Linked DNA regions of Homo sapiens: all the other regions are linked to region 4. A link is a contact called in ENCODE Hi-C or POLR2A ChIA-PET data. All regions are on one chromosome and are shown on one strand. The core of a region is the stretch at or near the end of the contact, and the rest is flanking DNA. Distances in the headings are between cores, read along the strand shown. Region 1 holds the start of PLA2G6 (phospholipase A2 group VI). Region 2 holds the start of L3MBTL2 (L3MBTL histone methyl-lysine binding protein 2). Region 3 holds the start of TOB2 (transducer of ERBB2, 2). Region 4 holds the start of ATF4 (activating transcription factor 4). Region 5 holds the start of TEF (TEF transcription factor, PAR bZIP family member). Region 6 holds the start of RBX1 (ring-box 1). Region 7 holds the start of RANGAP1 (Ran GTPase activating protein 1).

Region 1 (3,868 bases), core at 1,051-3,550, 1.3 Mb before region 4:
TCCCACCACTTTGGGAGGCCAAGGCAGGTGGATCACTTGAGATCAGGAGTTCGAGACCAGCCTGGCCAACACGGTGAAACCCCGCCTCTACAAAAATACAAAAATTAGTTGGGCATGATGGCGCATGCTTGTAATCCCAGCTACTTGGGAGGCTGAGGCAGGAGAATCAGGAGGTGGAGGTTGCAGTGAGCCGAGATCGTGCCATTGCATTCCAGCCTGGGTGACAGAGTGAGACTCTGTCTCAAAAAATAAATAAATCAATAAATAAATACTTCAAGTTTGAAAAGCCTAAGTTTGAGGTGCTGAGTAAGCAACTAGATTTGAGTATGTCATTCCAGGGAAAGGTCTGGACTGGACTGGGGATATAAATTTGTGGGCTGACAGAATAGAGACGGCACTTAAAGAAATAAGACTGGATGAGATCACCATCCGAAAACGAGAAGAGGCATTTAAGACATGACCCTATCAAAATCCACTGTGAAAGACACAGAACATATTCTCCCAGGGAGCCACCCTCTACAAAGTGAAGTTTGTAACACACTCTTCACTACGGCCCCTTACTCCTTGCCTACCTACTTCCCCCAGCACACACACCCAATAGATGTCTGCAGACACACACACACACACACACACACACACACACACACACACACAGAGTATTTAAATTTCTCCTTTCTGTATCTCTTAGTGATGTCATTCTGCTGAGTAAGAGGGAAACTCCCTTTTGGGGAGTCTCTCATGTAACAAGAAAGTAATCCACGGAAGGAACAAGAAGTGTCCTAAACAGTAGCAAACCTTACACATCAGGACAATCACACAGGCTCTGGTGTCAGATTCCAGCTTCAACCTCATCGGTGTGACCTCAAGCAACTCATGCGCCCTCTTTTTCTCATGTGAAGTGAGAATATCATTGGCCACACCAAGGGTAGCCTAGAACATCAGACAGTCCGTAAATATTTGTTAGATAAACGATGACTGAATGAATGGTGAAGAGAACATATACAGAAGAGCCTGACTCACAAGAGGTGATGAACAAACACTGCCAAATGATACACTGAAAGACAAGGGACCTCCTGCTCATCCTTCTCTCCTTGTCTTCTCATTCTAGCCCTTTCCCTTTCCACTCCTTTCAATTCTGCCTATGACCCAACAGTAAAATCATGTATTTGTACAGGGCCATACTGGTTATAAAGCTTTACCTTCTACATTTTCTCATTCAAATTTTGAACCTCATGGCAGACTTACGAGGGCAGGAGGTACAGTTCCCCTGTCACAGATGAGGAAACTGAGACTTGGACAGAAAACAGGTTCCAAACTCCAGGCAGAAACTCTAACAAAAACAATGCATTCAAAAACAATGCATTCAGCCCAAGGGTGCAGCCTCAACGTTGCCAAACCGAACCTGCCTGACATCCTGTTGGGCGGGTAAGAGGCAGGTGAGGGAAAGACCCAGAAGCTAGGGGGAGGTATTCGTTGGGGTCATGTGGGTAGCCCATTAAAAATACGGCCACAGGTCCCCTTGCCCTGTGCCCTCCCTGTCCCACACCCACAGGCTTGCCCCGACCCAGTCCCATGATCACCCTGGTCACATGCTCCCTGTCACCAGCTTCCAAGTCATCTGTGGGAGCAGGAGGTGGACACAGGATTAGGGGTGGGAGACTCTGGGGTGGCCAGGCTGAGGGGAAGGAGGGAGCATGTCGGGGGCAGGTCTGGAGGCACGCGAGAGAGGAAAGGCAAGGAAAAAAAGCAGGGAGGAAAGGCAGGAGAAGCAGGGAGTGAGAAATGAGTAGAGGCACCACGAAAGGTGGAGACGGACGTGAAGTGGGGAATCAAGTGAGCACTTAGAGGAGCACAGGAAGGAAAATTAGGACGGCCAATGGGGCCTAAAGAGGCACTGAGGGTCGGGGAAAGAGAAGAGATGGATTGACTCGGGAAGTTAGGGATACTGAGGGAGACACACGGAGGAGACTGGGGTTCAGGGGAGAAACTCAGGGTCGAAGCTGGGGTCCCTGGGGTCCACAAGTTCGAGATGAGACACGGGCGGTCTCGGGATGGGAATTGGGGACGCAGGGGGATGAAAAGATGGAAGGTGGGGGCACTCAGGGAGTCACATAAGGGTTAATGGAGGACATGCCTCAGAATCGGAGACACGAGGAATATCCAAAGGAGGGTCCGGCGGAGACTTGGGAGTCCGGAGCGCCGAGGAAGTTGGGGAACGGACCCCCAGGCCCCGCCCACCCGCGAGGTCACTCACCTCGGCTTACTCAGCACTTCTACTTCCTCCTACTTCCGCAAACAAACGGGCCTCGGGCCACGTGATGGCCTGACCACCGCTCTCCGCCAATCACTGGTGGCCCTGTCCCAGGCCTCCTCTAGGCTCCGCCCCCGCGCCCGAGGACGGCGGGAGGCGGGGTCCGCCATTTTTTTTAACTGCCCAATGGAAGGGGCTCCCTTAGCCAGGAGGACGAGCTTTCGGCGGGAGCCAATCCTCGGCGGCGAGGCGCGGCCATGTTTGTGCGGGGCAGAAGGTGCCCGGCTTCTTGGCAGTCCTGTTGATGAGGGCCAGGAGTCCTACCCTAGTCCGCCTTCCGCCTCCTAAAGCGACCAGAGCCTGGAGTCTGAAGTTACTGTTAATGATTGCTCGTAAAGATAAAAATAAAGGCAACAGAGGCATAGGGCATAACAAGGAGGAACCTGTTTTGATTTTTGCCAGGTAGCCTCAAGCCAGGGTTGCCAGATGTAGCATATAAAAAATACGGGATGTTAAGTTACATTTGAATTTCAGCTAAACAGCCAATACATTTTTTTCCGATAGAACAGAAATTGATTATAGCTTTTTTATTTTTCACAACTAAGGCCAAATTCCCTAGGGGAATTACCACATGTCCTTTTTTTTTTTTTTTTTGAGACAAGTCTCGCTCTGTCGACCATGCTGGAGTGCAGTGGCACGATCTCGCTCACTGCAACCTCCGCCTCCCGGATTCAAGCGATTCTCCTGCGTCAGCCTCCCGCGTAGCTGAGATTGCAGGCGCCCGCCACTACGCCCAGCTAATTTTTTGTATTTTTAGTAGAGACGGGGTTTCACCATGTTGGCCAGGCTGGTCTCGAACTCCTGACCTCAAGTGATCTGCCCGCCTCAGCCTCCCGAAGTGCTGGGATTACAGGCGTGAGCCACCACGCCCGGCTCCGAAATTTTTAACATAAGTATAATATACTAAGTTTAGTATTGTGTTAAAAATGTGTGCATTGTTGTCTGGCAACACACCCTGAGCCAGTCTCAGGAAATACCTTAGCACTTTCAGTAGGAACTTGGGCAAATGATCTCTGTGAACCTCAGACCCATCATCCAGGAAGTGGGCACAGTAATACAAGATTGTTGTAATATCTAGAAGTAAATTGGTCCCCATTCGTGCACATAGTGGGATTTCAATAAATGGCAGTTGTTAGGGTTAATAATGCCGATAATGAGGTATTTTGCAGAGAAGCCAGGAGACTAGACTTTAGTCACACATCTGCTTCGGACTGAGCAGGTCATGTCCTCTCTTCAGCCCACTGGCTTGGTTGGACCTTTTCTTTCCCTAATAATCACCCAACCCTAGGTCTAGATGAATCTGCCAGACTGCTCTCCATTTACGTGGGAAGTATAGTTGCGGGTGTCATTCTTGTGAAAAGAAGCGTGTAGGCCGGGTGCGGTGGCTCACGCCTATAATCCCAGCAGTTTGGGAGGCTGAGGCGGGTGGATCACTTGAGGTCAGGAGTTTGAGACCAGCCTGACCAACATGGTGAAACCCCATCTCTACTAAAAATACAAATAATTAGCTGGGTGTGCTGGCCATAGTCTGTAGTCCCAGCTGCTCAGGAGGCTGAG
Region 2 (3,742 bases), core at 885-3,384, 1.7 Mb after region 4:
TCCCTTGCACAGAATAAAATCCAAGCACTCCACAAGACCCTGAATGACCTGGTCTCAGCTTTCTCTCAAACCTCATCTTGTATCACCCTCTCCATGTTTTGCTATATCCATCTACTCTCTCTGTCTTTCTGTTTATTGCATACCAAGCTTGAGTTGGCCCCAGGACCTTTGCACTTGCTGTTCCACCAATGTGGCCTTTGCACTTGCTGAACCAACCTGTCTTTTTCTTTTTTTTTCACCACTATCTTATTCCAGAACATTTATTTTTATTTTTATTTTTTGAGATGGAGTCTTGCTCTGTTGCCCAGGCTGGAGTGTAGTGGTGCAATCTCGGCTCACTGCAACCTCTGACTCCCTTGTTCAAGCGATTCTCCTGCCTTAGCCTCCCAAGTAGCTGGGATTACAGGCACCCGTCATCACACCCAGCTAATAGTTGTATTTTTAGTAGAGATAGGGTTTCATCATCTTGGCCAGGCTGGTCTCGATCTCCTGACCTTGTGATCTGTCCATCTTGGCCTCCCAAAGTGCTGGGATTACAGGCGTGATCCACTGCACCCGGCCAGGTCAATGAGTTTTAAAGATCACCTGTGTGTATTAAAGGTGAAGATTTAAAAAGGGTGACCACAGGAGGTGGAGGTTGCAGTGAGTGGAGATCCCACTGCATTCCAGCCTGGGCGACAGGGGAGACTCCATCTCAATCAATCAATCAATCAATAAAAGAAAGAAAGAAAGGGTGACCAGTTGAAGGGCTGCTGCAATGGGCCGGTGGCTTGTATTAGAGTGGTAGTGGTGGAGGAAATACAGGATATATTTTGGAGGTAGAAAAACCAACACGTTGACAGCATGGATACAGGGGTTTAGGGTGGAAGGGGTTGAAGGAAAGAAAGACCTCTAGGAAGAGTTTGACATCTCCACGGCGGACTTCAAATTTAGGCATATATTTTATATGTATTCAGCCTCCACATATTGCATTTAGAGTCTCAATTAATTCACTGGGACACGGCATGGCATAGGGAAGGAATCTGTACTAAATTTGGAATCCCAATCCTGTGTGATCTTGGAAAGTGCCTAAACCTGAAGTGGTGAAGAGCCACCACTTCCTCTTCTTTCAAACGGTGATAGGATGTCTAAGGGTTTGAAAAGATGTTTGCAAAGCTCCACAACAGCACCTAGAACTCAGGGTGTCTAAGGAGGTTGTGGGAAACCCTAACGGGATGAGGCAGAGAGCCTCAGATTCGAGGTTTTTACCCAGGAGAGAGTGGTGAAGGAGGAATGTTGTAAGATTTTGAGCAGGCTGGACATTTACAGTATTGAGAAAAAGAATATTCCAGTTTCAGCCGGGCGCGGTGGTTCACGCCTGTAATCCCAGCACTTTGGGAGGCCGAGGCGGGTGGATCCCGAGGTCAGGAGTTCAAGACCAGCCTGGTGAAACCCCGTCTCTACTAAAAAATACAAAAATTAGCCGGGCTTGGTGGTGGGCGCCTGTAGTCCCAGTTACTTGGGAGGCTGAGGCAGGAGAATCGCTTGAACCTGGCAGGCGTAGGTTGCAGTGAACCGAGATCGCGCCACGGCACTCCAGCCTGGGCGACAGGGCAAGACTTCGTCTCAAGAAAACACACACACACACACACACACACACACACACACACACACACACACACACAGAGTATTCCAGTTTCTTCCTTTTTTTTTTCTTTTTAATCTGGAGTAGTCCAGTTTCTGCCTGAGTTGGAAATGAGTCCCTCTGCTATGCATCCCAGCAAAAGGGCACCTTAAATATCTAACCCGGGAGAGTACGAGGTTATTCCTGGAGTCTGGAACAGTGACTATCATAGGTGCTCAATAACCGTTTAGGGAAGAATAACATCCAGTGAAGTCAAGAGGTTGGCGTAATTGGAACACTCGGCGTGAGGCGCACCAGGTTTCCAGCGCCCCTGGTTTCCACGTCGCTATGGTAACGACTCACCCTGCACACATGCGAACTACAATTCCCATAACCGCCCGCGGCTTCCCCGCCCACAGGGAGAGAATGGCGGGAGCAGGCACGGAACCGGCTTTTCCTCCTTCCTGCAGCGTGATTGGCCCGCGGCTCAGGGAGGCGACCAATGAGTGCTCTCGCGGAGAGCGACGGGGCAGGCCAATATGGCTTCCTGCACCTGGTGACGCTTGGCGAAACTGAGGTCTCATGGAGAAGCCCCGGAGTATTGAGGTGAGAAGGCGAGGACTTAGCGTGACTGGGAAAGGGAACTCCGAGAGCCTCGCTCCGTGGGCCCTTCTTTAGGGCTTTTAGCGACGCCTGGAGGGTGGAGGGTGGGAGGATGGATAAACTGAGGTAGTTAAACTGAGCCAGGGGCAGAGGCAATTGACGTTACTTTTTGCCCCTCTCCTGCTGGGGCCAACGTTCGGCGAGGAGTTCAGGGAGGAACAGCCGTCCCTGGCCTGGGGGAAAGGGAACTAGGTTTAGGATCTGAGAGCTCCTGAATCTTCCTTATCCTGCTTGTCTCGTGGCTGTGTTGTTTAGGGCTTGTGAGGCCTGTTACATGAGGTGGGAAGTGAAGGGAGATTAAAGTTGGGTGAACATCACTCCTTGTCTGTAACGTTCACGTGCATTATCTTCCAGTACACTCACAGCAATCATGTATTATTCTTTCGTCTTTGTCGTTCAAGCCACTGAGGCTTAGAGGTGGTGCGACACCCCAGGAAGTTACCCCGGCTGGAAAGTGAAGGAGATTGGCACTAAGTCTGTCCGCCTCTGAAACTTTGCCTGTTATGCTTTTCACACTGTACTGCAACCTGGAACCCACTCATCCTTTTTTTTTTTTCTTTCAGACGGAGTCTTGCTCTGTCACCTAGGCTGGAGTGCAGTGGCGCGATCTCGGCTCACTGCAACCTCCGTCTCCCGGGTTCAAGCAATTCTGTCTCCATCTCCCATGTTCCTGGGATTACAGGCATGTGTCACCACACCCGGCTAATTTTTGTATTTTTAGTAGAGACGAGGTTTTGCCATGTTGGTCGGATTGGTCTCGAACTCCTGACCTCAGGTGATCTGTCTGCTTCACCTCGGCCTCCCAAAGTGCTGGGATTACAGGCATGAGCCACTGCACCCCGCCTCATCCTTTAATCATTTGGTTTCTGGGCACCTTATATTTAAGAGACGGGGTGTTCCTATGTTGCCCTGGCTGGAATGCAGTGGTTACTCACAGGCGTGATGACAACGCACTGCAGCCTCTAACTCTTGGGCTCAAGCAATCCTTACACCTCAGCCTCCTAAGTAGCTGGGACTATAGGTGGTCTCTGTCACCCTGCCTGACAAGGGTACCTATATTTGAATTGTTTCCTTGCTGGGTGCGGTGGCTCACGCCTGTAATCCCAGCACTTTGGGAGGCCGAGGCGGGCAGATCACGAGGTCAGGAGATCGAGACCATCCTGGCTAACATGGTGAAACCCCATCTCTACTAAAAATACAAAAAAATTAGCCGGGCGTGGTGGCAGGCACCTGTAGTCCCAGCTACTCGGGAGGCTGAGGCGGGAGAATGGCGTGAACGTGGGAGGCGGAGCTTGCAGTGAGCCGAGATCGGGCCACTGCACCACTGCACTCCAGCCTGGACGACAGAGCGAGACTGTGTCTCAAAAAAAAAAAAAAATTGCTTCCTTTCTAGCATATTTGCATGTGTAGTTGCAAATATAAGGTGGAATAGCTCAAACTTTCTGCAAGGGTAAACGAGAATAATCATGTGGAGAA
Region 3 (3,614 bases), core at 317-2,816, 1.9 Mb after region 4:
ATACTAAAATTCTGTGTGTCTCCTCCCATTGCAAGGTCTGCTTTACGACCAGACTTACCAGATCCTCGGCAAGCTCCCCCGCTGGGTGTTAAACCTCCTTAATCCTTCCTCCCACACAAGCTTCTTTCCCCCTATGCTTCACGGAGGGATGGGGGTAGAAGCCCAAGAAAGCAATAGGATTGTTTTTCTGCCGGAAAATCAGAGATGAAGGACCCATTCCCAGGGTACGGTGGGTAAGAAGGAGAAAAAGACCGTTTAGATACGGAGTAGCACCAGAGACTGGCCTCCACCCGTCCCCAAGCTGAAGCTTGCTGTGCGGGGTTCTGGTTTCTCCTGGGGGAGGGAGAGGGCCTGCCGGCTGTGCCTCCTCTCTGCACCCTCCTTCCCCTCCCAGATTTCTGGTGGTCAAGGGCACAGTTCATCCTCCGGACAGGAGGGGAAGGAGTTTGGGGGTAGGGCCCCACCTCGCAGGCACCTTACCAAGATAAGCAGAATCCACTCACTGGCACTGCTCTAAGGGTACTTTTTTCTGCCCAATTTTCCATTAAAACACTTAAGAGTATAAAGAGCTCAGCCGAAACGGTGAACTCTGGCTCAGTGGCCCAAGGACAATCTCCACTGACCTGTCCCGTCGCCAAAGGGGGTGTCCACCCTCCACCCTTCAGGCTCCACAGAGCCAGAAATAGAGTCTATTAACAATTACCACCCCCCTTCCCTGCACACGGGAAAAGAAGCAGAAAAACAAGGCCTGGATCCCCTTCCTTCCTCGGATTTATTTAACGGTGGGGGGAGTTATGTTTCTTTGGAGAACAAGGAAGATCTAGCGAGTAGCTAGGATATAAAGAACCGGGGGAGGCGGGGAAGGGAGGAAATGCACCCCACCCAGGAGAGGGCCACTCTTGGAACTGGGAGAAAAAGGAGCTCTTGGGCACCCCAGGAGCACAGATGGCGTGAGAAGAGGAGCTGGGGAAAGTGGGGTCTGGAGGGAAGCTGGATGGGGAAAGAAAATGCTGGCCAGGCGGGGAGGGAGCGGCAGCAACGTGGAGAGTCCAGCAAAGCGGGAGTGGGGCGGGGTGGAAGAGGTAGTCCGGCCGGCTGGGTCTCGGGGCGGGCCCCCCGCCCGCACGCCCCCCAACTCACTCACTCGGGTCTCCGCGGCGGCGGGGCGCTCTACCGGCCGCGGGGCGGCTTCTCCCTCCAGGGTGGCCTGAGCGCGGGGCGGAGGTCGCTCTCCTTTCCTTCCCGGGCGTCGCCGGGCCAGGGGACCGAAGTCCTTTTCGTCGTTGAGGGTTGGGGGACGAAGCAGGGGGCTATGGACTATGACTCTCAATAATTTCTTTCAGCTCTTAGGAGGTCGGGCTCGGCAGCGGGGGGCCCGAGGGCGGGCGGGCGGACTAGCGGCGACGACGCGGGGATGGCGGATCGGAGGGTGGTTCGTGTCGCGCAACGGCAGACGGTATGGGCTGTCGCCGGCAGACGGTCCTGCCCTCCTGGCCCCGCGTCGCCCGAGCCACGGCTTGCCTCAGCCAACAACCCGCACCTTCCCGCGCCCCGGCCCGAAGTGAGCAAAGTCAATGAAAAGTTTCACCCTTAGCAACCCTGCGCACGGATCCGGCTTCCCCACCCCTGCGTGATGCGTCCCTCCGCCCTGCAGGGGCGGGGCCAGGGCCCGGCCGGGACTACTTCCCAGCCAGCCCCGCGCCTCAGCTCGCTGGTATCTCGCGGAGCAGCTCCTGTGCCCTTCTGTGCTCGCCGGTCGTGCGTCCGGCTCCCCGTCTTCCCCTCCCTGTCACAGCGCCGCGCCGCACTCCTTTCCTTCATTCCCATACCACTCTGAACTTGTGCGCGTCGTGTGAGGTGTTCTCCCAGGGGCGCTCCGTGAGGGCCGGGGACCACCTGGGGCCGGGTTGCTCACGAGCCGGGCACAGTGCACTCTCCCTTTAGTTGTGTTTGGGGGACGAGTATCGCGGGGGAGGGGAGGGAGTCACCATGCCCGCCGGAAACCCCCCGCTGAGTCGTCCGCCCTGCACCTGCCTCGGAGCCCATGGTTCGGACGTTTGCCCGAGCCGTTTCCCGGGGCCTTCCCTCCAGCTCCGAGCGTCTGGCCGTGTCCGCGGCGATAGCATCGCCCCGTTACGGCCTCTGCGGGAGGGGGAACTGAGGGGACGACGCGGGCTCTGGAAACATTTCGGACCCGTTTCGGGCAGGCATGAGTCTTCCGAGCGCCTTGTGATTCCTCGGGGGGCTCAACGTCGAAAGAAAGGCGAGGGAGACTCTGGGGCCTGGGCCACGCTGTGCGGGAGTAAGAGGAGCCGAGGACGAGGCTGACGGCCGTGAAACTAGCCGAGTGCCACAAAGGACCTTCCCCTCACCGCCTCTGGCGCTCCTTTCCTTGCAGCCTGGAGGGCCGGCTCTGGCTCTGCGCAGGCGCGCGGGCGCAGCCCCTCTCCCAACTCTTGTTTGCTCTTTCTGGCCAGCGACCCCAGTGTGGGGCACGCGGGAGAGCCCCACATTTCTTCTAGTCGCAGTCCCGCCGGCGTGGGGTGGCCCCTGACCGTGCAACGGGCGCAAGGCTCGCACCCACTACGGCCCCTCGGGCGGCGGAGCGAGGCTCCGCGAACCCGGGACTGGGCGCGCCAGGCCCGCGCGCTGAGGCCCCCTCCCCCGGCTCTGGCCACGCGGGCTGCTCTGCCTCTGTGAGTGTGCGGGACACAGAGCCAGGGGGAGGGAGGGCCGTGTTCTGCGGTCACAGGCAGACAGGAGTGCCGGAAGATGCAGTCTGGAGCCCCCGGGGGACTGTGAGTGAGGTCTTCTCCCCGGTCCCTCCTTAGATCTCCCATTTCCCAGTTCTCCCCTCCCGCCCACACCTTTTTTGTCATTCCAGACGGTTCCGGCCCAGCAGCAGCCGCCATCCCCACGTTGGGTGGCGAGATCCGAAAGTTTCCAGCTACGAACAGTTTGCTTTTTTTTTTTCCTTGATCGCTTTTTTTGGCAAGGGCGGAGAGCACCAGTAGCGTGGGGGGTTTAAATGCACTTTCCCTGAATGCAACAGAGAAATGCCGGGCTGGAGGGCAAACTCCACCGGGACAGGGAGGCGGGAGATAGCCTGAGCGCCCCCCCATCCCCCACACTCTGAGCGTCGCAACCCCGGGGGCACCTCCAGGGACTACTTGCCTTGTGCGTCAGCGAGTGACAGCGTCACACACACGCCCCCTCCCGCACATGCCCGCTGCACCCTCCCTTTCCCCCTCCCCTTCCCTTCTCTCTTTTCCCCTAGCTCTTCCCACCAGGCAGAGAGGCTCAGCCGACCCACACGCTCCCAGAGCACTGAAAGCTAAAAATATAGCCGGTGTGTTAGCAACAGCCTTCCCATTGGTCGGGGGAAAGGGAGAAGCGGTGTCTGATTGGGTTTAGGATCCAGCCGCTAAGACTGGGCCCTTGGGAGTGTGCGTTTGCGCCAGCGGGCACGGCAAGGGATGCTGGTATTTGTAGTCATTGATTAAGGCAGCCATGTAAATAGGTGGGTTTACATCCCAGTTCGGCTACCGACTGTGTGATCTTGATTTAATGCAGCAAAACGCTTGACATCACCAAACCTCAGTTTCCCCATCTAT
Region 4 (3,613 bases), core at 877-3,376:
TTACTGCCTTTGCATGGAAAGGCTAGAAAACTCCTGTATTTTTTTTTTTTTTAAAGACAGGGTCTTGCTCTGTTGCCCAGGCTGAGTTGCAGTGTTGTGATCACAGCTCACTGCAGCTTGGAATTCCTGGGCTCAAGCAATCCTCCCACCTCGGCTTGAGTAGGTGGGGCTACAGGCTGGAGCCACTGCTCCTGGCGCCAACTTCTGTATATCTCAACACTCACGATTCCCCAAGGAGAAAGAAAAAACATACTTTTATTCCAGCATCCAGTATGCCTTGTGTATACCAGTTTTAAAGTTGTTGGTTTCATCTCATTAAATAATAATGAAGAGTCCTCTGAGGCAGCAGGAGGATGTGATGGAGAGTGGCAGAAGTCAGGGTCAGGAGACCTGAGTTCTATGAACAGTGGCAGCAACAGCAACCATTATTGGGCGCTTACATGTACCAGGCAGGCACTGTGCTAAGTGCTTTACATGTATGATCTCACTTCATGAGGCAAGGATACTCATCAGTAGTCTCATTTTACAAATGAGGAAACTGAGGCTCAGAGAGTATAAGTCATTTAGCCAAAATGTCCCAGCCAGGATTCTTTTGGATGCGCTCCCCAAAATCTGTCTTCTAACTCCTACCCCATACTCCCTCCACTGGGAGCCTTGTGACTTTGAGCAAGAAGCTTCATCCCATTGGGCCTCGGTTTACCATTGGAAAGGATTTGTGGGCGAGGTTGAATGAGCGCAGCAGATGGCCTGTGGTTATTTAGAGCAGTGCTTCCCTGGTTGTTTGATATCACAGCGCTCATACTTGTGTGGCCCAGTGAAATGGAGGCGGAAACTCAAAGTTTCCACCTTCACAGGGCCTGACTGGAAGGGGCTGAAGGATGATGGGGAGGTTTCTTGTATTCTTAAAACAGACTACCCCTTCCCAACGCACAACCCCCAGTAAGTGGCCGTGGGTTCCCAAGCGCCTCTCCTCCCTGGGCCATGGGCGTGACTGCTGAAAAGCGGGTTAGGCCGGGGAGTTCAGAATCCGGAGTGAATCCGAACTACCCCAGGGAGACGGCAGCGAAGAAAATCTTGTTCTTAGGAGAACGCAATCTTCGGACACCAGAAGTTCCTCTATGATGCTATTCTGTGGCAGCCTTGCACTTGAGCCGGATGAAAATTGTAAAAACCCAGGTTGGGCGACAGGACGGCGCGTCTTCCCGGCTCCTTTCCAGAGTTTAGGAGGAGCCATGCAGACTCAGCCGGCCTTTGGGGGTAGGTGGACAGGCCCGGCGCGCCCTCTCGAGGCCCCTTCAACCTCCCGGGGGCAGCAGCGCCGTGTCGGCTATGAATGGGGCCTCTGGAAAACTCAGGCTTGGAACAGGTAACCCCCCGGTTTCCGCAGGCCACAAATCACCACCCGCAACCGAAGGACGCGCAGGCTGGGAGCGGCGGCGGGGCCACCAGTGCGGACCTCCACTGAGGGCGGCGGGATCCGACCGCAAGGGCTGGTCCCTGAGGCCACTAAGGGGTGCGCTGGGCTAAGGCCGCCTGGGGGCAGGAGCCAGCGCGATCGTGGCGGGCCAGCAGGCGGGGCTGGCTGAGGACTAGCAGCGACCCGAGACCCCAACCCTTCCCACGCGGACCCCGGGATCCCTCTCCCAGCAGCCGCCCATCTAGGGCCCTGAGCCAATAAGAGCTCGAGATATATATGATTCACCGGGCCTGGGCCAATCACCTTGACGCGCGCTCTTCGCCAGCACCTCGCGCGATAACCTGGCGTCCTCGGCCTTCACAATAAAAACTCTTCGCCGGAAAACGACCTTTCCCCGCCCACTGCGCTGACACCGGAAGCGAGGCGTGTCTGGGAGATCACTCCGCGCTCCGGCGGCGAAGGAAAGAACGGACTCTGATCATAGAAGCCTAGTAAAGTAGTACACCTCTCTCCTTTCGTGAGGCCATAAGAACAAACTCCTTTTCTCGTCACAGCTACGCCCTGGGCATAAACGGTTGGGGCGTCAAAGGGAGGGAGGGAAGGGAGCGGGCGGGAGGAGACGGTCACGTGGTCGCGGCGGAAGGATGCGTCTGTGCTGCGTCCCCATAGAGACGAAGTCTATAAAGGGCCGGCGGGCGGCCACGGCAGCCATTTCTACTTTGCCCGCCCACAGATGTAGTTTTCTCTGCGCGTGTGCGTTTTCCCTCCTCCCCGCCCTCAGGGTCCACGGCCACCATGGCGTATTAGGGGCAGCAGTGCCTGCGGCAGCATTGGCCTTTGCAGCGGCGGCAGCAGCACCAGGCTCTGCAGCGGCAACCCCCAGCGGCTTAAGCCATGGCGTGAGTACCGGGGCGGGTCGTCCAGCTGTGCTCCTGGGGCCGGCGCGGGTTTTGGATTGGTGGGGTGCGGCCTGGGGCCAGGGCGGTGCCGCCAAGGGGGAAGCGATTTAACGAGCGCCCGGGACGCGTGGTCTTTGCTTGGGTGTCCCCGAGACGCTCGCGTGCCTGGGATCGGGAAAGCGTAGTCGGGTGCCCGGACTGCTTCCCCAGGAGCCCTACAGCCCTCGGACCCCGAGCCCCGCAAGGGTCCCAGGGGTCTTGGCTGTTGCCCCACGAAACGTGGCAGGAACCAAGATGGCGGCGGCAGGGCGGCGGCGCGGGCGTGAGTCAAGGGCGGGCGGTGGGCGGGGCGCGGCCGCCCTGGCCGTATTTGGACGTGGGGACGGAGCGCTTTCCTCTTGGCGGCCGGTGGAAGAATCCCCTGGTCTCCGTGAGCGTCCATTTTGTGGAACCTGAGTTGCAAGCAGGGAGGGGCAAATACAACTGCCCTGTTCCCGATTCTCTAGATGGCCGATCTAGAGAAGTCCCGCCTCATAAGTGGAAGGATGAAATTCTCAGAACAGCTAACCTCTAATGGGAGTTGGCTTCTGATTCTCATTCAGGCTTCTCACGGCATTCAGCAGCAGCGTTGCTGTAACCGACAAAGACACCTTCGAATTAAGCACATTCCTCGATTCCAGCAAAGCACCGCAACATGACCGAAATGAGCTTCCTGAGCAGCGAGGTGTTGGTGGGGGACTTGATGTCCCCCTTCGACCAGTCGGGTTTGGGGGCTGAAGAAAGCCTAGGTCTCTTAGATGATTACCTGGAGGTGGCCAAGCACTTCAAACCTCATGGGTTCTCCAGCGACAAGGCTAAGGCGGGCTCCTCCGAATGGCTGGCTGTGGATGGGTTGGTCAGTCCCTCCAACAACAGCAAGGGTGAGTGGGCCACCACCACATCGTCCTGGTGGGATCTAGGGTTAGGGGCCTCCTACCTTTGTATCTGACTCACTTGGCCCCATCACTCAAATGTTTTGCAGAGGATGCCTTCTCCGGGACAGATTGGATGTTGGAGAAAATGGATTTGAAGGAGTTCGACTTGGATGCCCTGTTGGGTATAGATGACCTGGAAACCATGCCAGATGACCTTCTGACCACGTTGGATGACACTTGTGATCTCTTTGCCCCCCTAGTCCAGGAGACTAATAAGCAGCCCCCCCAGACGGTGAACCCAATTGGCCATCTCCCAGAAAGTTTAACAAAACCCGACCAGGTTGCCCCCTTCACCTTCTTACAACCTCTTCCCCTTTCCCCAG
Region 5 (3,827 bases), core at 288-2,787, 1.9 Mb after region 4:
TCTGCCTCCCAAAGTGCCGGGATTACAGGCGTGAGTCACCAAGCCCAGCCCCAGCAAAATTCTGATTGCATCAGCTTGATAACTTTTAGCTGGCTGTGGGTGTCTGGATCATGCATCTACCCCCTGAACCAAGGACTATCACTATACCACCCCCCCAACCCCTCCTGCTAGAAGGGCTGGGCCACTGTAGGGATGCTGGATAAACAAGCCAAGCTCTCTGCCTTCCGGGAGTTAAGCGGGGAGTCTAATGTTGCCTGGGTTTGCAGCGGAGTCTGATCTGTACTATAAAGAGGTACAAAGTTCTGAGCGCTGTTTAGGAGCAGCTTTCCATTTGTGTACCGCGCCACATATTACATTTTTACGGATTTCTGCGGAACTCCCGGGGAGGCTTTATATTTTAAGAGAGGAGGTGGTTCTCCCACAAAACGTGGCATCGGTACCTGGTGTCAAGGAGGTTTTTGTTTTCTAGGTAAAAGAAGGGAGAGTTCTAGAAAGGAAAAGAATTTCACATCTGTTTGGGACTGTGGAGATTCTCTAGCCCAACCTCTTAATTTTATGGCCGAGGAAACAAGCTCCAGTGAAGCAACCGGACTTTCCCAAGGTCATAAGCTAGTAAGTGGGAGGGCGGAAACATGTACTCGGGCCCTGGCTCAGGTCAGAGCTTCAGGAATGCTCCCTCCACGCTAGTGTTGATCTGGATGCGTGGGCAACCCGACACCCCGCTCTAGGGCGGCCAAGCCTGCTCAGGCCATCCCTACGACTTGGCAGGTCGCGGTCCCCGGCCCTGCCCTCAGGCGACCTCTGGGTCGCGTGGGAGCAGAAGTGCGGGCTAAGCTCAGCGTCCCTGCCCCGCGACCCTGGGCAGAGTCCCCAGAACAAAAAGACCCGTCCCTCCCTTCCCCTCCCGCCCCGCCACAGCCCCGCACGTGCGGCGCCTCGTGCACCGCCCCGGGCCCCGCCCCCGCCCTCCATTGGCTGTTCCCGCGCCTTCCTCCTCTGCCCCCTCCCCCCGCGACCAGACTCGGCTGCGGCTCCACGTGACCCGCGGGGGGTGGACACGCCGCGCGAGCAGGAGCTCGGATAGGTCGCTTTGGCCGGCCTGGCCGCTCCGAGCTCCGCCCCTCTTCGGTGGCGCGTCGGGAAGGTTGCAAGTCGGGGACAAGAGGGAGAGGCTGCGGTGGTTGGGGAGGGCGGGGGTTATGAAGAGGGCGGTGAAGGGGGAACACTGGTAGGAGGGAAGGGACCGCGCCGAGGAAGGCCCACCACAAAGACTCCAGCAGGCGCCAATCAGGGGACACAGGGGCGGCGGGGCGGGGCCTCCGCGAGGGTCCTCACCTGGCCCCGCACGTGTCTATCTTATCCCGGCTGCCCGACCAATCACGGCCCGAGGATCTGCGCCTGCCCCTCTCGCAGGCTGGACCAATCCAGAGCAACGATCCGGGGAAGCTGGCCTGGCCTCATGAATAATTAATGTGCCAGAGCCGGTCCGCAGGCGGGGTAGCGATGGAAGGAGGCGGGGGCGCCATTGGGCGCCTGCGCAGTAGCTGCCCGTGTCGGCAGCTGCAGCGGGTCGCACGGCTCCGGCCCATCTCGGGGGGCGGGCGGGGGAGGCGAGGTGCGCGAGCCGAGTCCGGGGCACGATGTCCGACGCGGGCGGCGGAAAGAAGCCGCCTGTGGACCCGCAGGCAGGACCCGGTCCGGGGCCGGGGCGCGCAGCTGGGGAAAGGGGCCTGTCGGGGTCCTTCCCCCTGGTCCTGAAGAAGCTGATGGAGAACCCCCCGCGCGAGGCGCGCCTCGGTGAGGGCGGGGGGGTGGTCCGCGCGGGCTGGGGGCGGGGCTTATACAGGGGCGGGGCCTCGTGAGGGCGGGGCCGGGGAGGCAGTGGGTCAGGGAGCAGTGGTCCAGCGGAGGGGGATGGGGCCTGGATGACCAGGAGCCTGGAGGACGAGGCCGGGGGGCTGAGGACAGAGGGTCAGGGGCGGGCTGAGACGGTGGGTCTGGCGGGAGAGGGTGGGGAGAGGTTTTGAGGAGGCGGAAGGGGATCGGGAGCAGTCACTTAAATGACGCTCCAGGGCCCCTCCCCCGGGGCCACCTGCATCGGAGTCACTCGGGATGCCTGTTTAAATTGCTGGTTCCTGCGCCCCACCCAATCTGCGGTCACTGGGACAGGGGTCTTGCATTTTAAGGAGCACCCCACCGCACCCCCATTATTTTCCAAGTACACCAAAGTTTAGGAAGCGCAGGCCTAGGGTAGCGAACTGTCATCGTACGTGGCCTTACCCCTCCCGGAGGGACCTGGCTTCCTCCCTGGGTGTGAGTAGCGCCAGCTACTAGGTCCAACGGGAGCCTTTCTGTTGCGGGGCTTCTGCTGAGCGGGTGGGGGGGGTGTGGGCGAGTAGTGTGAGGCGCCTTGGGAGGGGAGTTTTGGGCCAAGCAGAGAAACGATGAGGGTCAGATGAGTCCACTGAGGCCCTTCGCCTGGTTGGTTGGGGCTGACCCTTAGATTCTGGGGCCACGGCGGCAGGACTGAGCTTCATCTTTTTGCCTAGGCCAGGAACGTCACTGGGGCGTATACGGAAAGCAGGTCTGGCCTTGTTTTTCGCCCTGGGAGATGGGGTGCAGGGAGCAGCAGGAGGGCCGCCTGTGGTGGGGTTGTGGGTGCACTGAGGTATACTTTGAGTGTGAGACCTTTGCATTTCCAAGAGCCATCAGTTATTCAGGGTTTGGGAAAGGGATAGGCCTTCGAGAGTTGTCTGGCCTGGGGAATGGATTTTCCTTTTTAAAATGCCATTTCTCTTCCTTTCCTGGGTGTATGCTGAGGCTCCCATCCCTGTGGCTGTCACTGTTGAGTTATAAATAGCTTCAGCACATCAGGTGAGGCCAGCCTCTCTCCTCCTGCTTTGGGACCTCATGTGCACAAACCCTTTTGTTTGTTTTTGAGACGGTGCTTTGTTCCAAATCTGGGGCTGAGACAAGCTGCAGGGACAGGTGTACACATCTGACAGTTTCTTGTTTGAAATTACCAGGTAATAACCATCCATAACAAGAATTCTACCCGATATTCGTAGAGTGCTCGCAAAGCACGCTGACATCATCTTATTTCATTAACAGTCCTAGAGGGTATTCTCCCCTCTTCCCAGATGAGGAAAATTGAGGCTCAGGGAGGTGAGGGTGCTTCCTCAAGGTCACACAGCTATAACTTTTGACCCTCAGTTTGGTGCTCTTTCTACTGTATCATGCTGGCAGCCACTGTTGCATGACCTGAGTGATGGACTAGTCCTTTATCTCTTACAATTTAAAATTCCACCTTACAAAAACACTGATTTAAAGTATCCTTTATTGCTTAGGCCAGGCAAAACCTGGAACTTATTGTTGCCTGTCTTTCACTATGGCTGCTTTTCTATCTCCTGCCTTCTCCTGCCTCCTTTGATCCCAAATGACCCCACCCGACATGGGTCACAGTCATTTCTGAACAGAGTGAGGAGTCCAGATCTCAAGGGAGGAGAGCAGGAAGGCCATCTGGCCCACCCAGCCCACCAAGGCTTGACTTTCTTACTTCTCAGTTGGTTTTAAACCAAAGCCTGGTATAGAAAGCAGTTGCAGGAATTCAGATTAATTTGTATTAGAAAGCCATGACCAAGTTGTTTGTCAAAACCTCCACCTTCTTAACTCACTGGGTGTGTTCATTTTTATTGGACCAACAAGCTGCTATTTGGTCTGGGAGTCCATGTGTGGCTGGTTTATTTCCAACTTAATCATATTTGATTTCTCCTTTTCACTTATAAATCCAGAGTTCAAAATTGTCTCCCTCAATTTTGAAAACCCAT
Region 6 (3,651 bases), core at 1,108-3,607, 1.4 Mb after region 4:
GTAGCTGGGACTACAGGTACCCGCCACCACGCCCGGCTAATTTTTTTGTATTTTTAGTAGAGACAGGGTTTCACCATGTTGGCCAGGCTGGTCTCTAACTCCTGACCTTAGGTGATTCTCCCACCTCGGCCTCCCAAAGTGCTGGGATTACAGGCTAGAGCCACCTCGACTGGCCCTGAGACTTCTTGATGTATTTATTTGTTGACTTGCATATTATTCCCTAACTAGGGGTTTATTTGACTCTGTTATTATGTCTCTTCTGTTTAAAACAGAACCTGGTAAATATCAATACTTTTATTGAATGATTGATAAATATGTCTTCAAGACCTTAATTTACAATGGGTTTCTAGTATTCCTGTCAGGGCCTGTAGGCACACAACAAATTAACAACAGAAATTTTAACAAAGTCATTAAAACTTGGGCTAAGAAAAACTTTGTAGGGTTCTTGTAGCCCTTTAAGGTCTCACACAATTTTTCTTTCCAAGTCTGGATAAAGCTGTGGTGGTCTTTTCCCGGATCTGTTGTTGCTGTTTATAACTAACAAACAAATCTCAGTTCTTTCTCTTTTATTATTTTTTTTGGGGGGGAACGGAGTCTCGCTCTGTCACCCAGGCTGGAGTAGAGTGGCTCGATCTCGGCTCACTGCCACCTCCACCTCCCGGGTTCAAGAGATTCTCCTGCCTCAGCCTCCTGAGTAGCTGGGACTACAGGCGCGTGCCACCACACCCAGCTAATTTTTGTATTTTTAGTAGGGACGGGGTTTCGTCATGTTGGCCAGGCTGGTCTCAAACTCCTGACCTCAGGTAATCCACCTGCCTCGGCCTCCCAAAGTGGCTCCCAGGCGTGAGCCACCGCGCCCAGCCTATTCTTTCTCTTTAGCAATAGAGTCAGCACGCTCCATTACCCGCCAGTTATCTTTTAAGAGAAAATACAAGGCTTCAAATGCACCTGTACGACATCTAAGAGTGCTCTGGCAGAGTCACACCTCTGCAAGGTTAGAGATGTCAAAGGGAGTCCTGGTCTAGCCAGAAATGGGAGAGTGACAAAGTACAGGTGCTTGGGTCGGGTGGGATGGCTCACTCCTGTGATCCCAGCACTTTGGGAGGCCGAAGTGGGAGGATCACTTGGGCCCAGGAGTTCGAGACCAGCCTAGGCAACATAGTGAGACCTTGTCTCTATTTTTTAAAAAAATTAAAAAAGAAAAAAAAAAAAAGCGGCTCTAGCACTTTGGGAGGCCGAGGCAGGCGGATCACCTGAGGTCAGGAGTTCGGGACCAGCCTGGCTAACGTGGTGAAACCCCGTTTCTACTAAAAATACAAAAAATTAGCCGGGCGTGGTGGCGGGCGCCTGTAATCTCAGCTACTCGGGAGGCTGAGGCAGGAGAATCGCTTGAATCCTGGAGGCGGAGGTTGCAGTGGGCCGAAATCGCGCCATTACACTCCAGCCTGGGCAACAAGAGTTAAAAAAGAATGCCTCACAAAAATTCAAGAAATACAGCGACTGCAGATGGGTCGGTTTCACTACAGCACAAGCAGCGGAAAAAGGACACAGATCGGGGAGAAATCACCCTACAAAGATGACAACTGAGGAATGCGGAGTGGGGACTGACACACGTTACGGTGAAACCGTGCACCACGACCAAAGGCGGTCCTAGGACTGCGACTATGTGGGCGCAGAGGCCACCCCCCAGGCTTGGCGGGCGAGTAAAGGCAGGGCTGGGGGCCTGCTCAGTGTGGCCTTAGGGAGGAACTTCGGGGGTCTCCTCTCTCCCCATCGAATCCCTGAGCAGTTCCCGAACAGAAATCGGAGACCAGACGGTGCCTGGGCCCCAGCCCTCCCACGGGGACTGCACCTTGGGCCTGGCTCGGAAGCGGGTCAGAGTCTGCGAAAGACCAGCGAGGACTCTTGGGTTTCGGGGCAGGCCGCGGGCGCCCACCCACGCCAGCACCGGGAGCCGCGCGGCGACTCGGCGAGCCCGGCAGGCAGGACAGGACTGCGGCGCAGGTCTGGCTCAGGCGGAGGAAGCAGCCGCCGCCCCAGCTGACGGAGTGCGGCCGGGGGCTTCCCAGAGGAGGCGGCGACGTCGAGCCCTTTCGAACGTTTCCACCCGGCTAGCTCACGTAGCCTCGGCCCCGCCCGGCCCCGCCCGGCCCCGCCCCACCCACTCCGGCCACCGCCCCCTCCCCGGCCTACAGTTCGCGGGTGGGGCGACCTGCGACAGCCCCTTTAAGAGGCGTGGTCACGTGCTCCGCCCCCACCTCCGCCTCGCGCGCCAGTAAGGGGTGGGGTGCGGGAGGAGGTGCCGGGGAGGTGGGGGGAGCGAAGTGTGCGCTGCTGCGCAGGCGCGGTGGTCGGACGACAGACCGTGTGTTTCCAAAATGGCGGCAGCGATGGATGTGGATACCCCGAGCGGCACCAACAGCGGCGCGGGCAAGAAGCGCTTTGAAGTGAAAAAGGTTGGGTCTCGCCAGCGCCTTCCTCAGGGAAGCTAGAGAGGCGCGGATCTGGCTGGCAGGCCCGAGGATGGTCGAGGCGCGGAGTAAAGGGTTTCATTTCAGGGCGTTCCTGGGACCGGGTACCACGAAAGGAAGCCGGGGGGCGGGTCTTAGAGTTGATCGGCGTGACGGCGGCCCACTGTTGGGGGAAGTGTTGGTTTCGCTGTGAGGCTAAGGGGCCAATCACAGAGCTGCTTATTGAGATACGCGGGGTTGCGACTTGGCGGCGGGAGCCAAGCGCTTGAGCTGTCACTGGAGTGGTTGAGAGGTGGGGGAAGGACAGGGTAGGGTGGGGTGGGGTGGGTGGAATGGGGAGTCGAAGCGAATGCGGCGGTGGAGGATGGGGCAGTGCGGCGAGAGCCTGGAACCTGAGGTCCTACCGCATTAGAGGCCTCTGAGGACCCCCCTTGGTGATCTTGCTCCGCCCCTTTTTGAAGCTTGGGGTCCTCTCACTTGGAGGGGTCCTCTCACTTGGAGGGATCCTCGCTGAACCGAGGCCTCACACTGCCTGGTTAGAGTCTGGAGTGTAATGCTTGGCTCTTCTGAGACGTCTGTTGGCTTTTCACACAACCACCCCACTCTTGGGTTCTCTGTCACGTCCAGAATCTCCCCCTTCCAAAATAATAATAAAAAGCATGGTGGAACTTGTTAAGAAAATCCGAGCCCAAATCCTGTGGCAGTTAGGGAGGGTTGAGTACTAGTCGCGAACGACTTGGTAAGCGTGGGAAAGCAAAAATGGAACGTGTCTTTTTGCATGAAATGCCTTTTAGTGGTTTGCCACAGTTTGGGAGAACAGTATCGATTCTCACCTAACATGAAAGCTGTTCAAAATGGAGATTCTAAAATAGGGAAGATATTCCTAGAACATCTGGCTAAACACTGACAATATCCCCCGTCCTAGTGCTTTTTGGTGTCTCATTGTGGCCACTGCTGCTCAGTTACAGCCAGCAGCCATATTGAAAAATAATAGAAGTAGGGGCTTTTCCTCCACCTTGAAGCTGTGATGTGAAAAGTGGTAAAGAAGTTACTAGGCACTGAGAATGGGGTTTGAAAGCGAAGAAGGTTTGGGAGTATTTGTAATTGAGGAAGCCAGAGTTGAATGAATGAAATTCTGTTAAACTCTTACTGGAATTATTATCTTAATAGAAGAGTCTAA
Region 7 (3,643 bases), core at 545-3,044, 1.8 Mb after region 4:
CCCTGTCTCTACCAAAAATACAAAATTAACCGGGCGTGGTGGCACATGCCTGTAATCCCAGCTACTCAGGAGGCTGAGGCAGGAGAATCGCTTGAATCTGGGAGGCAGATGTTGGGGTGAGCTGAGATCGTGGCATTGCACTCCAACGTGGGCAACAAGAGTGAAACTCCGTCTCAAAAAAAAAAAAAATTAACCAGAGTCGGGTGTAATGGTTCACTCCTGCAATCCCAGCATTTCCGGAGGCTGAGGTGGGCGGATCGATTGAGCACAGGAGTTAGAAACCAGCCTGGGCAGTATGCCGAAACCCTGTCTCCACTAAAAATACAAAAACTAGCTGGGTGTGGTGGCAGGTGCCTGCAGTCCCAGCTACCTGGGATGTAAGGTGGGAGGATCACTTGAGCCCCGTAGGTGGAGGCTACAGTGAGCTGAGATCTTGCTGCTGTACTTCTGGAGACCCTGTTTCAAAAAATAAATTAACCAGAAACCAGCCCAGTGCAATAACTCACACCTGTAATTCCAACATTTTGGGAGGCTAGGCGGGAAGATCACTTTAGACCAGGGTTCGAGACAAGCCTGGGCAACAGAATGAGACCCTGTCTCCACAGAAAAATTTAAAAATTAGCCAGGTGTGATGGCATCTGTAGTCCCCATGACTTGGGAGGTTGAGGTGGGAGGATCGCTTGAGCCCAGGAAGCCGACGCTGCAGTTCAGCGGTGATCGTTCCACTACACTCCAGCCTGGGTGACAGAAGGAGACCGTCTCTAAAAAGATAAAAAAATTTAAAGAAAAACCAACAAAAAAATTAACCTGAAACCCCAGCATCTCTTGCAGTTCTGAGATGGGACAATTTGAGGGTAAAAGGTGGTGGTGAAGCCTCCAGATAGAATAGGGACAGAACTTCTCAGCTGAACGGGGGCCCATTCCTCAGTCCAAGAGAGAGCGAGACAGAGATGCACCCCTCCACACTCACTTTATAAACCAAGAAACTGGAGCACAGAAACGTAAATTGATTTGTCCAAGGTCAGCAAAGGATCAGCGCCAGAGCAAAAGCAAAGGGCTAATAGAGAAACATCCTCTCCCCGCTCCGCAGCAACGTCAGAGACTTTCTGAGGTGAGATGCATGCTCCTGCAAAGCGTCAGCAGTGACTCACATCGATTCCAGGGACAGCGGCGCCAGCCCGGGGCCCCCGCGGGCGTGGGCCTGCTGGGAGGTGGCTCTGCGGGAGCGACGCGCGAATACAGGCCGCAAATGATAGGCGGGCGGCGCAGGAGCCCCATCTGGAATCCCCGGCGGACTCGCACCGCCTCCGGTTGACAACAATGCTAATATGAGACGCCACTGCTAGCAGCTGCAGGCTGAGCTGCTCTGGCGAGTCAGACGCCCTTTAAGCCTCAGTTTCCCCATTTGTGAAAGGAGCCAGCGCCGCTCAACAACCCCACTCCCACCGCCACCCCTGGGGCGCTCGGCCGTCGAAGGCTAAGTGAAGAAGGCCGAGGGGGCAGGCAGAAGGCGCACACGGGCGCCACGCCCTCCTCGCCCCGCACCCCTGTTCCAGGCAGGTGACGGGGAAAGGAAAGGGACCCTGACTCTACCGTAAACAGGCGGCGCCGCCGCGTGGGGGGAATCGAGCGCGCGCCTCCGCCCTCTGGGGCGGGGACGGATTTAGGGTCCGGGTCAGGCCGGGGTCGCCACCTCCGGATCCAGCGGTCCAGATGTCCAGCCGGCTAGTCTGTTAGCTCTCTCGAGCTCCCGGCCTCACGCGCTTCCAGCACCACCTGCTCTCCGCACCGCGGCGGATGATGGCGGAGGAGGAGGATTTTGAAAGCCGGCAGTTTCTTTGCTTCGATTTGATTTGTTCGAGGCCCCGGCCGGCTTGCCCTCGCCCCGCTCGCGCGGCCTCTCGGGTAGAGTAGTCCGGTTCCCCATCTGGGAGCGCGATGGGGCGCGCACCGCGAACTACCCGTCCCATGGCGCACCGCGCGCAGAGCGTCCTCCACCGCCCTCCTCTTCGCCCTCCCCTGGTGGCTTCTGGCTCTTTCTCGCAGAGACCGCAGGGAGGTGTTCAGCCGGGAGCGCCCAGAGACTACAATTCCCAGAATGCGTTGCACCCAGGTCCCTCAGCTCTTCCGGAAAGGTTTTGTTCGCGTAACTTTGTTGATAACAGGTACTGCTGGCTGCTGGGTCTCTTGGGCAAGACACAGGTATCCATTTCCCGAAAGAAAAGACTCTTTTCCGTCCCATGAAACTGAAAGGGCATTCGAAGGCTTCCACATAAATATGCACAAATTACCTGATAATTAAAAAGGGGAAATAGTAACTATCGTAGAGAAGCTCCGCAGACACCACTTGAACGGCCACGTTAACATCAACAGCAGGACAAGCTGACATTCATCGCACGCTTTCTGTGTGATGCACTGAGAAAAACACGGCGTCACCGTCCGGTCTATAATGCATGACCTTAGTCTAATCATGAGAAACCCAAGCTGAGGGACATGGTACAGAATAACTGATCTGTACCCTTCCGGAAATGTCTGTATTATGTAAGACAAAGAAAAACTGAGGAACTGTTGCCGATTACAGGAAACGAAAAAGACAACTGAATGCAAGACATGGTCCTGGATCGGATCCTGGGTGGGGATTGCTATAAAGGACAATACTGAAACAGCAAAACTTGACTATATTAGATAATAGTATTGTATCAATGTTAAATTTATTAATTTTGATTATGGTACAGGGTTATGTAAGAGACTGCCCTTGTTCTTGGAAAAAAATGCTGAAATAATTAGGGACAAAAAGGACATGATGTCTGCAACCTTTATGGTTAAAAGAAATATACCTATACATATACATAGAGAAAGCAGAGACACAAATGTGGCAAAATGTTAATCAGTTAATCTGGTTGAAGAATATGGGAGTTCTTTGAACATTTTTGCAACTTTTCTGTAGGTGTGAATTTAAGCATAAAAACACAAACAGCGTTTTTTTTTTGTTTTTTTTTTTTGAGATGGAGTTTCACTCTTGTTGCCCATCTTGGCCTCCCAAAGTGTTGGGATTATAGGCGAGAGAGTGTGAGACCAGCCTGGGCAACATGGTCAAACCCTGTCTCGACAAAAAATACAAAAATTAGTTGGACGTGATGGTGCAAGCCTGTAGTCTCAGCTAAGGGCCTGAGGCAGGAGGATCTGGAGCCTGGGAGCTTGAGGCTGCAGTGAGCCGTGATTGCACCACTGCATTTCAGCCCTGGCGACAGAGCAAGACCTTGTCTCAAAAACTGAAAAAAGAAAAAAAAAAAAAGTTAAACAGATCATGCAGGCTGGGCGCAGTGGCTCACACCTGTAATCCCAGCACTTTGGGAGGCCGAGGCGGGCGGATCACCTGAGGTCAGGAGTTTGAGACCAGCCTGACCAAAATGGAGAAACCCCGTCTCTACTAAAAATATAAAATTAGCTGGGCATGGTGACGCATGCCTGGAATCCCAGCTACTCGGGAGGCTGAGGCAGAAGAATCGCTTGAACCCGGGAGGCGGAGGTTGCAGTGAGCCGAGACGCACCATTGCACTCCAGCCTGGGCAACAAGAGCGAAACTCCGTCTCTAAATAAATAAATAAATTAATTAATTAATTAACAGATCATGCCATATCCT

What was found. Hi-C counts contacts between places; a loop is a spot of excess contacts on that map. ChIA-PET counts read pairs that join two places held with the same protein, here RNA polymerase II (POLR2A). Pooled maps may share reads with other maps.
Region 1: a loop to region 4 is called in a pooled map, with 11 times the contacts of the local background. The contact joins the promoter of PLA2G6 here to the promoter of ATF4 in region 4. A Hi-C loop is called at or near these places in 6 of 50 pooled maps. POLR2A ChIA-PET finds 5 or more read pairs at or near these places in 2 of 52 experiments (B cell and activated B cell).
Region 2: a loop to region 4 is called in a pooled map, with 5 times the contacts of the local background. The contact joins the promoter of L3MBTL2 here to the promoter of ATF4 in region 4. A Hi-C loop is called at or near these places in 6 of 50 pooled maps. POLR2A ChIA-PET finds 5 or more read pairs at or near these places in 2 of 52 experiments (WTC11 and endothelial cell of umbilical vein).
Region 3: a loop to region 4 is called in a pooled map of gastrocnemius medialis, with 10 times the contacts of the local background. The contact joins the promoter of TOB2 here to the promoter of ATF4 in region 4. A Hi-C loop is called at or near these places in 11 of 50 pooled maps. POLR2A ChIA-PET finds 5 or more read pairs at or near these places in 3 of 52 experiments (HepG2, activated CD4-positive, alpha-beta T cell and naive thymus-derived CD4-positive, alpha-beta T cell).
Region 5: a map of gastrocnemius medialis shows a loop between it and region 4 (10-fold over the local background). The contact joins the promoter of TEF here to the promoter of ATF4 in region 4. A Hi-C loop is called at or near these places in 1 of 168 maps with a recorded cell type or tissue (gastrocnemius medialis), 1 of 37 single-sample maps with no recorded cell type and 7 of 50 pooled maps.
Region 6: a loop to region 4 is called in a pooled map, with 18 times the contacts of the local background. The contact joins the promoter of RBX1 here to the promoter of ATF4 in region 4. A Hi-C loop is called at or near these places in 2 of 37 single-sample maps with no recorded cell type and 14 of 50 pooled maps. POLR2A ChIA-PET finds 5 or more read pairs at or near these places in 3 of 52 experiments (Caco-2, activated CD4-positive, alpha-beta T cell and activated naive CD4-positive, alpha-beta T cell).
Region 7: a map of CD8-positive, alpha-beta T cell shows a loop between it and region 4 (13-fold over the local background). The contact joins the promoter of RANGAP1 here to the promoter of ATF4 in region 4. A Hi-C loop is called at or near these places in 2 of 168 maps with a recorded cell type or tissue (CD8-positive, alpha-beta T cell and naive thymus-derived CD4-positive, alpha-beta T cell), 1 of 37 single-sample maps with no recorded cell type and 11 of 50 pooled maps. POLR2A ChIA-PET finds 5 or more read pairs at or near these places in 1 of 52 experiments (B cell).

The regions. Positions count from the first base shown.
Region 1 is chr22:38,179,530-38,183,397 of GRCh38, forward strand. It overlaps PLA2G6 (phospholipase A2 group VI), which reads right to left and starts at 2,301. Exons shown (of 17, transcript NM_003560.4): 1 at 2,135-2,301. RefSeq lists enhancers at 704-873, 1,154-1,223, 1,854-2,303, 2,253-2,547, 2,464-2,573.
Region 2 is chr22:41,203,178-41,206,919 of GRCh38, forward strand. L3MBTL2 (L3MBTL histone methyl-lysine binding protein 2) reads left to right here and starts at 2,135. Exons shown (of 17, transcript NM_031488.5): 1 at 2,135-2,209. The coding sequence starts at 2,186. RefSeq lists an enhancer at 2,979-3,479.
Region 3 is chr22:41,445,235-41,448,848 of GRCh38, forward strand. TOB2 (transducer of ERBB2, 2) reads right to left here and starts at 1,567. Exons shown (of 2, transcript NM_016272.4): 1 at 1,145-1,567. It overlaps LOC105373043 (a long non-coding RNA gene), which reads left to right and starts at 1,711. Exons shown (of 2, transcript XR_938274.2): 1 at 1,711-2,798; 2 at 2,885-3,614. RefSeq lists enhancers at 1,337-2,032, 1,779-2,028, 2,033-2,728 and a silencer at 2,599-2,698.
Region 4 is chr22:39,518,436-39,522,048 of GRCh38, forward strand. ATF4 (activating transcription factor 4) reads left to right here and starts at 2,127. Exons shown (of 3, transcript NM_182810.3): 1 at 2,127-2,316; 2 at 2,919-3,236; 3 at 3,338-3,613. The coding sequence starts at 3,011. RefSeq lists a silencer at 1,465-1,664 and enhancers at 2,045-2,194, 2,555-2,604.
Region 5 is chr22:41,380,405-41,384,231 of GRCh38, forward strand. It overlaps TEF (TEF transcription factor, PAR bZIP family member), which reads left to right and starts at 1,538. Exons shown (of 4, transcript NM_003216.4): 1 at 1,538-1,797. The coding sequence starts at 1,641. It overlaps LOC105373042 (a long non-coding RNA gene), which reads right to left and starts at 1,507. Exons shown (of 3, transcript XR_938271.3): 1 at 1,336-1,507. RefSeq lists silencers at 757-1,356, 1,387-2,086 and enhancers at 1,221-1,515, 2,297-2,376.
Region 6 is chr22:40,949,021-40,952,671 of GRCh38, forward strand. It overlaps RBX1 (ring-box 1), which reads left to right and starts at 2,358. Exons shown (of 5, transcript NM_014248.4): 1 at 2,358-2,456. The coding sequence starts at 2,379. RefSeq lists enhancers at 1,320-1,910, 2,425-2,634, 3,090-3,651 and a silencer at 1,795-2,374.
Region 7 is chr22:41,284,393-41,288,035 of GRCh38, forward strand. It overlaps RANGAP1 (Ran GTPase activating protein 1), which reads right to left and starts at 1,795. Exons shown (of 16, transcript NM_002883.4): 1 at 1,594-1,795. RefSeq lists enhancers at 1,498-1,567, 1,998-2,217, 2,248-2,317, 2,638-2,687.